2 separate regions of the Homo sapiens genome follow, and region 2 is linked to region 1. A link is a loop called in an ENCODE intact Hi-C map of the cell type or tissue named here. Cell type or tissue: heart left ventricle. All regions are shown on one strand. Links, peaks and the distances in the headings refer to the core of each region. The heading gives the core; the rest is flanking DNA.

What was found. A loop is a pair of places that touch in the nucleus more often than their neighbours do. Peaks named below come from ENCODE experiments on the same cell type or tissue, not always from the same donor. Only the 100,000 strongest peaks of a DNase experiment are listed, where the experiment ranks them.
Region 2: it touches region 1 in a loop (2.8-fold over the local background); 1 of 110 quality-filtered maps calls a loop at or near these places.

Annotation. Positions count from the first base shown.
Region 1 is chr2:56,746,641-56,752,535 of GRCh38, reverse strand. It overlaps the pseudogene PPIAP63. Among named protein-coding and RNA genes, the nearest start is that of CCDC85A, 570 kb to the right of the region's middle. In heart left ventricle, for the core only: a CTCF peak has its summit at 3,183 (motif pointing right); no DNase peak of the experiment used is centred there.
Region 2 is chr2:56,312,422-56,318,316 of GRCh38, reverse strand. The region is part of intron 2 of CCDC85A (coiled-coil domain containing 85A); the gene reads right to left. Among named protein-coding and RNA genes, the nearest start is that of CCDC85A, 130 kb to the right of the region's middle. In heart left ventricle, for the core only: no CTCF peak of the experiment used is centred there; no DNase peak of the experiment used is centred there; H3K27ac peaks cover 3,215 bases.

The DNA of each region.
Region 1 (5,895 bases), core at 629-5,628:
ACATACAGAGTTTATATTTGAAGTCAAAAACATGGGTTTAAGCAAAGTTCTGTCACATGTCCATATGACTTTAGGCAAATTACTTAACTTGAATCTCGTTCTCTCTCTCTCTCTCTCAGGGATTTGTCTGTCTTTACTGGACTCATATCTGAGATATGAGAAGTTTGTGTGTAAAGCAAAAGGAACTATTTCACCCAATGTCTCTTCCAAATGCTGAGGCACATGCAGCACTGCTTGGATTCACCTCTGAGAGTTGACAACATTAAGACAAACCTGGAGCCAAGTGTACCTCTCTACTAGGAGGGTTCTAGTACCCACAAAGAGGCAGAGAAATAAAAGGCCTGATGCCTGGTGAAGTAGCTACAGAGCCACTGGGGAGAGCAACAGTGGGACCCAGGAAGCAGGTAAGAGACAGTGGGACCCAGCAGAGCGGGGGCAGAGCAGAGGTAGCACTTGGAAAGACACTATCAGAAACATACTAAACTTTGTGGGACTGGGGCAAGAGAAAAAATGAAATCAAGGTAACATACATCTAAATAATTAACATTTATAAGTAGAACTACTAGACTGCCAAATAAAATATGTTCTATCCTCCTGTCTTCATAAGATTCTCAGCTTGACAGCACTGGAAGTGGTTGACTCGCCTCTGGCCAATAGCCTGCAGCTCACCCACTTTTTTTTCTACCCAGGCTCTGCCCAACATTGCAGGTGGCCTCTCAGATACAATGTGAACAACCTAGCCTAAGTGCCTAAGCTCTTTTATAGACCCCACAAACAACTGCCCTGGGCTATCACTCAGGCTTATCAGTGTGTTTTCCCACAGACGGTGGGATCTTCCCTCAGAGGGACAGAATTGGGCAGGTAAGAGCCGGCAGGAAGGTGCTGCTTCTATAGCTGGCAGAATCCTGCAGGGAAGGTAAGTTATGACTGCAAACAGTCTAACCATTTGCAGGAATCTTTCGAAAACTAAAAGAAAGGTAAGAAGTCCTCAAAGCTAAACATTATGACAGGGGTTATTACACCTTTCACATTTGGTATAGATATTTTTGAGGCAACAACACACACAGAGTGCCTCTCGCCCATAAAATAACTCCAGACAAGATACTGAACATGATGAATAAGCATTTGTTAAAAAAATGCATAAATAGACAGAAAAAAAGCATGTGCTTGATCCAAAAGCCATTTAAATCAGAAGGAATTTTTAAAATAAAATCAAAATAAATGAGTGAATAAATAAATATTCAAAAGAAAGTTGAGGTATTGTCATTATCACCATTGTATTGTGAGTGACCAAATAAGCAAGATCAAGTCAAGAAACAAAATACTTATGGTGCAAGTCATGAATTCAAACATAAAATTAAAATATAAAAATCTTACTAATTGTCCATGGAATGAGAGGTAAGTTCTTTGGGCAACGGGTTTTCCAGGTGATTGTATTCTGCCAGTGCAGGCAATGCCTAAGAAACAGCACTTACAAGTGACTCTTAAGAGTTTTACAACAATGAGGCAATTCACACTAAACAGCACGAGCTTTATTTTTTTCAATTTTGGTTATTTAGTTATTATTTCATAATTATAGACTTAACTCTGCAATCCAGCAAGATGTGAAGGGGAATAAGGAAAATATGGAACCCAAAGAATTGCAGCAAAAGCACAAAGATACAGGATATTGCCAGCCTATGGGGTGGAGGGGTGCTCTCTTGAGCTACAGAAGGTATGGCCCAGTGGTTAAGATAAAACACAAGTCAACTTTATTAGAGTTTTCCACAGTCAGCAATGGTAATCTTGCTGGTCTTGTCATTCCTGAACCCAAAGCACTCCATGGCTTCCATGATATTCATGCTCTTTTACCTTGCCAAAGACCACATGATTGCTATCCAACCACTCAGTCTTGGCAATGCAGTGAAAAACTAGGCACTGTTTGTGTTGGGTCTGGTATTCTCCATGGACAAGATTCCAGGACCTGCATGCTCAGGATGAAGTTCTCACCATCAGATTTCCCGTGGTAGAGTGACTTGCTGCCAGTGTCATTAGGGTGTTTGAAATATCCACCCTGGCAGACAAATCCTATAATAATTCTGTGAAAGCAGGAACCCTTACAAGCAAAGCTTTCCTCTCCAGTGCTCAGAGCACAAAAGTTTTCTGCTTTCTTTGAAACTTTGAAAACAGCTTGAAGAGACACAGACTAAAGGTTTACCATAAGGCCACAATGTACAAGCATGGTGGGATTGACCATAGCTGATGACATGCGGCTTCGAGCAGTGGTGGCATCTGCAATGTCAAACAGCATGAACTTTGTATAAATCATGTGACTATAAATGTTTTGGTTGTCAAGTTTATTAGAGCTACTAGTTTTTCCAATCCATAGTGGAAAGGAAGTTATATGAAATGTAATCAAGCTAAGCAATCCTTTCTTGTATCACATAAAACAAGATAAAATAAAGAAAATTTTGTCTTTTTTATGTTAAAAAATAAACCCAGATTGTCTATCTCAAAAACTTGTTCTACCTTATCCTTGGAAGAATTCATGTGAAAAGACCTCTGGGAAAATTGATGACGGAAAACTTACACATTTTTAACACATTGCTCTCTTAACTAAGAGTTACTCCTTGGCAGCCTCAGAGTCTATAAGCAGATATCCTTTTCTTCTATATCAATTTGAGATATAATTTTATTGAGATTCCAACTCACTAGGATTTAAAATGAGACACTTAAGGAAACCAACAGATTCTTTCATGTCCCCAAATTACCTATCTGAAACATTATTTGCCATCAAGGACACTGACTCTGGGAAGTCATGGAGAAGGCTGGCCATTAGGTGATGTTCTCAGCAAGAAGATCACATGGGAGTAATTCCCTGACCCTCCTCTTCATGTTCAAAATAAACCAGCCATCGTTTCATCCTATGTGATCTTCCCAATATAAGCACTGCTAGAAATCCTGGCTTAACCATCCTGAATAAATTTAGCCTATGCAGCCATTCATTGTGTTAAATTCCTTTGCTTCCCTTTGCCTACCACATGTTTACCTTCACTGTGTGTTTTCTATTCAATATCAAAATGTTACTGAATTCATAACAGGTGCTGGTTGACCAAGAGCTTTTTCCATTTTTCTTCTCCCAGTGCCTCCAAAATCAAATGGTTTAAAAATATGTTGTTTCTATCAGTTACCACTAGATGGAGGTACAAATTTTGAAGTGCTACGTAAATGTTACTCATGCATTTCCTGAAAGGTAATGGTACAAAGTCACACATATTATTGTGTTCTTACAGGGCTATACATCCTACTGCCTTGTATAATGCTGAATCCACATACTATTTTAACTCATATTAAGGAAAATATACATATATATTATATATATAATATACCTGTATATGAATAATGGCAAGTCTAAAACTTGTGCATATATATATATACACATTGAAAGATTGAAAGGTCGTTAATAATGAGGTAACTGCTTCTCTGGCATGGTCATAGATAGAGAAAATTCATGGCATATTATTTTATTTGGAACACATTCAGTACTTGACAAAATAGAATAATGTTCGTTGAAATTAGACTGAAGTAAGGGATGTATCTAGGGGACAGTAGACAATAGGTTGAGAACCCCCATGTCTCCTTTCTGCTGCTGTGGGCTTCACATAGGCCTCATGTTTTCTCTGCACCACCCCCCCCAACACCAAGTCACTCCTTATAAAAATCTGCTTTCAAAATGCATCTGGCAGTCTTATTCACATTGAAATATAAATGATTAACATTGTGCTGTGTGCTACCCCATACAGGGAAATTGTTTTTAAATAGGGCCTATAATATTCTCTTGATCCCTGAAATTACTCATAAAGGAGGAACACCAGCCCATACAGAAATGCAGGAAGATTCTGATTTTCTTTTTCTTTACAGTGACATTTGGTACAATGCAGAAAGATGTCTCTAGGCGTGTGATGACTTGGAGAAGCGTAGTTAGCTGCATAATTTCTCAGCCTGGGGTGGCAGCTAGCAAGAGGGAAACTGCATTGACTGCAGCCCGTCAAGAAGAGAACCAGATGAGTCCTTGAGACCTGGGCATTCTGCTCCATGCAGGGAAAAACTAAAGCAAGGTGGGGACTGTGAACTGATAAAATGAGAAATGCAAACAAAAGGAAGACTGATATCTTTTACAGATCTGTGGGGGAATCTTAACTATCCTCCAAGTCTTCGACTATAAAGAAATCAAAATTCACATTATGAGGAATTGGAATTTTAAAAATGGGGCATTACCTAAAGGAGTCCTCAGTATTCATTCTACCTTCAAATATTTGGACTGATTAATTTGTTTTCCTTCTAATCTACGCTACCAATTTAGGAAATGTTACAAAATATCTAGAAAGAGAATTTCTAGAAGTTGCTTTCATTGCAGCAAATAAAAAATGGCAATCTTGGCAAGTTTGCCTCATAAAAATGTATAGCACTTTGATTCTGTACAGGAATGCCTTTTAATATAAATAGATGTCTGCTAATAACTCTGATTAGAAACACTTTGGAGAGAAGAAAATGGGAAGGATGGATCCCATTGACCTTTTTTCCATTTGTTGGGAAAATGCAAATGCCTATTCAGAGTTCAAGCCAGCATCAGTCTTTAATTGCCATGCAATTGTTCTTTAATATGGTTTATTATTGCTTTATAAACTATTGACAGTTTATTCGACAATAGGTTTTTGCCTTCTCTCTTATAGCAAATGTCTCATAAAACAAACAAGCATCTTTGAGACAAATAAGTTAATTACCTTTAACCTGAGACATTTACGTCCATGTGAGCATTAGTGTAATTGGTCAAATGAAAAGATGTGGGTTTATGGAAGCACTGAAAATAGCATGTTGATATATATAGTTTATATATATTCATAAGTTTTCCCAGGGGAAAAAAGCCAACTTAGTGAACTTTTCTACGACACCTGTATTTTATTCATTCACTTATTAAACAAAATTTGAGTAAGCATCTGCAAAAGGAAGGTTTTGTCAGAGTCCTCCCAGAGATTAGAGTCAAGCGTGGTAGATAACCCAAGGATAATGTATAAAAATTTACTTATAATATGGATGAGTACAATAAAGGAAACAGCATATTATGAGAAATTATAATAGGAAACTGGTTTAGTTGGGAGGAGCCACTCAAGGCATCTATGAGAAAGTGGCTTTTGAAGTAAAAATTCTAAAATGACCAGGAATTAGCTAGACAAACAAATCATGGGAACAGAGTCTTGAGCAGAAAGAATAGAACGTCAGAGGGTTCCAAGACAATAACGAGCTTGTCATACTGATAAAATAAAACTTTGCTCACTGAGAAAATGATGCCTCCTCTCCTTTTGGACTCTGACATGTAACATTGGGTTCCTGTTTCAGTAGGGTCCAAACAGAAAACTGATGTCATAAGGATGGTTTCAAATTTATAAACAAGTCAGCAGATTCTAGGAAAACACACACACACACACACAAATGTAGTTAACCTGGGGTTAGCAACCACAGAGCTATTACTATCTTTAGACCAAAGAGAACAATGGAAAAGTGTATAATACAACCTGACAGTGGAGCATCATGTAGAAAAGGCCACCTTGAGTAGAGCAATAACTTTCAGTCTACTGACATAGAGCTAGCTTCACAGTTAGAGAGTCCCACTCTCCTCCCTACCTCTCATTTTCTGCTGAGGCACTTCACTGAAAACCCCACCAGAAGCCAGAGGGAAGAGCCTCTCATAGTAGTCAATACAGCTCAGCCTCCCCAGGTGGCTAACGGAAAAGGTAGAAAGGGATACAGTTGAATCTGGAGGAGCAAATATAAATGCCTGGCACAGTTTGCCATTTCCACAATGAAGAAGGGGTGCCAGGAAGGCGGGTGGCCTTAAGATCAACCATATGCTCATGA
Region 2 (5,895 bases), core at 384-5,383, 430 kb after region 1:
GAAGGAACTGAAAAACAGCCTTCCTCATTAGGGTCTAGCCTATGAAACAAGCAGAGAAAAGTCACGCAGAGTGTCACAGGCCATCGATGGAAGGACAGCAAAGTATTTTTTAAATAGAGAACACAATAAGAAAGAAGAATATTAAGCATTAAGTCTTATATATGTCTCAAACCAGCTGAGTGATCAAGGTCATGTGATTCCTTCTCGCTCTAAAATTCTATTAAGTCTCTGTAGGAAGTGATGTATTGATAGGCACAGATAAGACAAATTATATTGGCTTTAACATCTTGGACTGACTACACAAAAATGCTAAAAGAAGGTGTTTGAGTAGATGAAATGCATAGCAGACATCAGCCTTTACTACAAGAATAAAGAAGATGGATTGGATTTTGGATACTCTGTGGTAATCTGGTTAGTCAAGGAGAGAGTGAAGCGATCATAGGTAATCCCCCAACTTCATACATAAAGGCTCCTACTTGAGAATGGAGGTGGTGTGGATAGAGAAAATGGGAACTGGAGATTACATAGCTACAGGCAAGCAGATCTGTGAACAACTTAGAGTTTAAAAAATCATTTTCATTCCTTTTTCCAAACCAAAATGGAGACTTCTAAAAGTTTAAACTCCAAAGAATTGTTCAAGGGCATCAATCAAAATAATCTGCAGGGGAGCTTTGAAATAAGCACCCTTTTTCAGTCCTTCCTGAAAAACTAATTTCCAATTATGAATACAATTCCAATATTTCACGTGAAATTTCCTCTTAATGAGGAAAAAGAAGAGTCTGGGGACAGATGAACTGAGTTGCCTGGTTAAGTGTTTAATTTTCCACTTAGCTTTGCAAGACAGGAGAGACAGCCTTAGTTCATACATTAATATTTATGAAAAATGGCATAATGTTTCATTTGGAGAGAAGATCTCAGAGAAATGCTATACTGGCAATGCCAGTGTAGACTTTTGGATCACTCCATACAAGGGTGAGCGTGTTCCTTAATATGGAAAGTAAATCTCCAATTAACTTGGAATTTATTTTGTGGAAAATATATTTACAGATAAATTGCTTAAATTGATAGGAAGGAAATCAGAGTAACTACATATTTTCATTAAAGTTTGCTGCTTGAAAGAAAAATCTGAAATAATTGGTGCCTTCAAGTCTTAGCTGAATTGACTTGGCTATGAGAAATACAGGCATTTAATGATAAGAAAAATCTTCCACTTTGCCATCTTCCATTTACAGGTACATCTCTTATAACATGAGATAACCTTAGTTAATTTCCCAATATTTGAAGCTAAAATTTGCCGTCTGAATAGAAAGTCCACTTTAACAGAAAATAGAAGAAAAATCGTAACTCTGGTTTAGGGATGTTTTTCTAGCCATGTACGATAAGACATACAAAAAGAAAAAGACATTTTTTAAAAATCTCTGTGGCAACTATTGTTAATACTTTCAATTTAATAAATGTCAATGATGCCTGCTTACCATAAAAAAGTGACATTTTGCCATTTTGTGAATAACTGCCTGAAACAGAAGTGGGAATCTTCAGTCACACATTTATTCAGCAAACATTTATGGGCAGTCAACTATGTGTCTGTACAAAAATAAAAATCCTTAAGAGTATACTTCACAGAACATCCCCTTACTAAAAAATTTCTCAACACTTTTTGCTTTATCCTTACAATAGTTATTGTCTCTATTCAACTGATAGGGCAGATGGGATCTAGCTAAGTGAAGTGAGTTTTTTCGAGTACTAAGATCATATCTACACCAGTAAACCACTTCAATGGCTTCAAAAGAATTGACCACTGAGCTTCAAAAATAACCTGTCAATTTTGTAAATAACAAAGTTAAAAATAAAATTCAGGTAAGTCACTGGGCTGATCTTCCTATGCACTCAACAGAAACAAAGTTCCTTTGTGTGGGTCCTCAGACCCAGTATAAAACAGAACATTCTGAGGTTTTGTCTAAATATATACGAGAAAAAAAATCCAAAAAAGATATAAATCAGTTTTCCACTAATATGCAAGAATAGCTTATAGGAGAATTATATAAGCCAACTGTGTCCTGCCAGAGATTAATGGTTAAAAGCTGTCCAAACCAAATTTGACGCTGGAGCAGTTCTTAGGATGATTCCACATGAAAACTGCCAACACTGTATTTGAAATGTATAATCTCAGCTGTTAACTAACCCAAATCTCTTAAGTTATTTTGACAAATATGTCTCAGGGATAACCTTGACACTATGTTCCTTGCCAACATTCCGTCTGAATCCAGGTGTCCCAACACCAAGCTGACCCCCTAGTGTAGCTGGCCTACAGAATTTCACCAAGCTGGGAAAATTCTGACTTCAAACTAAGGAGGGAAGTTGGGATTAGTTGCTCCCTCAGTTATTCTAGTTACATACATTCATTCTCACAGGTCCTATACACCTACTGCCTGCCTCAAAGAGGGAATTCTCACTGTTATCCATAATATGAAATACACTGCCTAGCACACAGCAGAGTCTCAAATATATTTTATTTGAGAAGGTTTGAGTTGCTTGTGTGCATTCATCCATCTAAACACTACCCCTTTGCAAAATTTACAAATCCCACCTATCTTTCAAGAGCTGGCCCTTATAGCCTTCTATTTTGGCAGAGCCCCCACTGACTAAATCAGCCTGTAAGGGTCAGTCCCATCTCTGAATTCATACCATACTTTCCCTTAACTCAATGGAATAGCATACAGATTAACACTGAATCCCATTCTAATTGATTCCATATGGTGGTCTTACCTACTCAGTTACATGCATTACTTGAGGGCATTTGGTTGATATCCCACAGTGTCTGGCACAATATTACTCTCATGGTAAAAACTGCATAAGTATTTGCTATATGAGTAAATATTTTCAGTCTCAAAATTATTACCATAACTTGATTCAACCACTAAAAAAGTCACTTTTATTTGCACCAAGTTTATTTTATAAAATCTTCCCATTCCCAAAAGGCCGCTGGGAGGGGGAGAAAAAGTGAGCTGTTCTTTAGTTATTTATCCAAAATGCAGGCTGGCAAAACAATTAGTATTTTTTCCTACTCTTGATAACAAAATGTTTAAACAGATTGTATGTAAGGAATTACCTCAGTCAATCTCATGGGAGGTGGAATGGGATGGGCAGAATTCCAAAAGTTTATTTGTAAATGAGTTGTTTTGAAAGAGGAAAACACATTCCCAGTGGCGAAAATAATGCTCTGTGTGGAGGTTAGTTTTCCAGAAGCCTGTGACAGATGAAGCAAAGGGGGATGGGAGAAAGAGAAGTTCTTCTAGTAAGGCAATAGAAGCAGATGTGGGGAGGCTGACTTTAAGACCAACACCAGGCTCTGGGAAGGGAAGGAGGAACAATTACAGTCTCTATCCACACCCTTTCCTCTAAGTGATGATCTGGGAACCAGGGACCAAGTGCTCCAGTGCTGGGAGACAGGAAACTCCAAACAGCAGTAGCGTCTATACTATAACTCTCAAGAGGAAAAGGAGAAGGAAATACCAAGTTAAAGTTGTGGGAAGGGAAGGAACCTTCTGTGGCCACCCAACTGGACAGCCTCATAAATGCATGGGTATGCTCAAATGGCAGGCATCTGAGAAATCAGTGAGTCCAGTCTTTTCCAAGCTATATCCCTTCCAATTCCAGAATCCCTCACCAAATCAACAAACTGGGGGAAGAAATATTCCATGGTCAATCAGTTTCAGAATTGCTAGACTAAATAAAATCATAGTGCATCACTGGCTATTTTAAGATAATAATGAGCATTATAAATCTTGGCAATGATGGGGGAACATACACTATGCAGCACTTCCAAAACTATTTTAACACAAAATGCTTTTTGGAAAGGAAAACTCTACACAAGTCATACGTTGCAAAATACACATCAACCCACCCTTCTCATTCCACAGATGAGGAAACTGAGGCCTAGAGAAGCAAAAAGAAAAAAAAACTTCCTAAAGATTGCAGGCTTAGTATGTGGAAGAGCAGGGATCAGAAGTCAAAATTTTCTACTCTAGGTCAGTACTATCTCTTCTATACCATCACACATCTGACCCCAGCTCTGACCACAGGTTCAATTCTGCTCGGCAGCTATGCCTTAGCCCTGCCTTCTCTCCTGACAATCCTGAGGCTCTGCTTCCACCCTCCCACTATGGCTAAGTGCCCGAGCTCATTCAAGACTGCCCTTGATTCCCGTCCCTGGTCTTTTCTGCTTCATACTAGATCCAATCTCAACTCCTAGCTCACCTGATCTCTGCAGATTACCTGCTTCCAGAATCCCCCTGACAACATGGCTGATCACCAGCCAAAACTTCACCTGTTGCCCTTAATGGACCTCCTCAATGCTTATTACCTGCTTACAACAACACTATCTCCTGGTATCACATGCTCCCTGAACAGGCCAGGCCCAGCCCTGACTATCTGACTAGAATGCCTCTTATAGCTTCTGCTGAGTCCAACCAAAGTCCCTGCCCTCCCTGTGAGTACCTGGTACTCCTGTCCCACCCCTGTTCCTTCTGCTGCCCACTGAGCTATTTGTTGCCACAGGCAACATCATGTTCCAGTGCCTGTAGGACAACCTTCTGCCACAGCAAGTATCCATGGCAACCAGATGGGGCTGGCAAATAGAAGTAAAGTCCATAGGCAATTCCCCAAAGTTAGCTTAGCCAATAGATGATTTATTAGAGCAGTAAACGTTTGGCAAAACTGAGTATACAGGGCTCCAAATCCTCTTTGTTGCACCATGGTCTGCTGTGCAATGACATGGCTTAAAGCAAGAGCCTGGAAAAAGAGAGGGAAGCCCCAAGCTTGACTGGCCTAAAATCAAAAATACTGCCCAGAGAATGAAACAAATGAAGGTAGGATGCAAATCAAGGTATCAGTTCTCCTTATTCCCACTTCAGATTCAATTACCTTTACTGAAGGCCTACAATGTGCCAGGTACTATAAGGACTATAAAAAATAGTTAATACTGCTTTATAATTATGAAGAGATATAGCACACATGAGATTTGCAGGCTAGTTGGGAAAATAAAACTGAAATGTATAAAAATATAAATATTACTTAAAGTCTTACATAAAGACTGTTAAGATAAAAATAGAAGACAGAGTTACAACAAAAAAGAACATGACTAGTCGCCAACTGGATTGTACAAAGAGTAACAGCCATGAATGTTCAGGACAATATAATTCCTCATCTATAAACATAATAAAAGACTTTCAGGATGCAAATGGCAACAAGTTCATCTAATGCATCATCTATCCTTCCATAAAATGAGCATGTTAAGACCTAACCAATGTGAGAATTAAATAAGACAATGCATATAGAAGCATTTTTAAAAGCATAAAGTGCTCTCTACAAACTTAGTTATCCTGCTTTTGTATGTCAGGATTACAGACTAACAAGTCTATCCTTGATATATAAAACTACAAATATATCAAATCAGTTTTAAGACTTATAAATAGTCAGATTTGCAAAATTAGAGATCAATTTACTTAGTACATAATAGGTGCTGAATAACTACCAAATAAACGAATGTTAAAATGAAAGTGCTGCACAGAAAGTATTTCCTTTTTGCCAAGTTAAAATCCTTAAAAATCATTTTATAAAGTAGATGTTCAAAAACCAATCATGTCTTCCTACTGGGACTGTACTGTAATTGGGTGTTTGTTTCTGACCAAGGATTTGGTATTATAGGTATCACAGATATGGTCTATAATGTCATAAAAGCAAAAATAAAATCATCATAAATCTTTATAATCATGTAAAATAGTAAAGTTATTCTTCAAAACCTGTATTATGGGCAGCATACATGGTACATACTGATTATACAAAGGGCCCTAATGCATCATAAATTGTAACTACATCACAAAATACAACTTTATT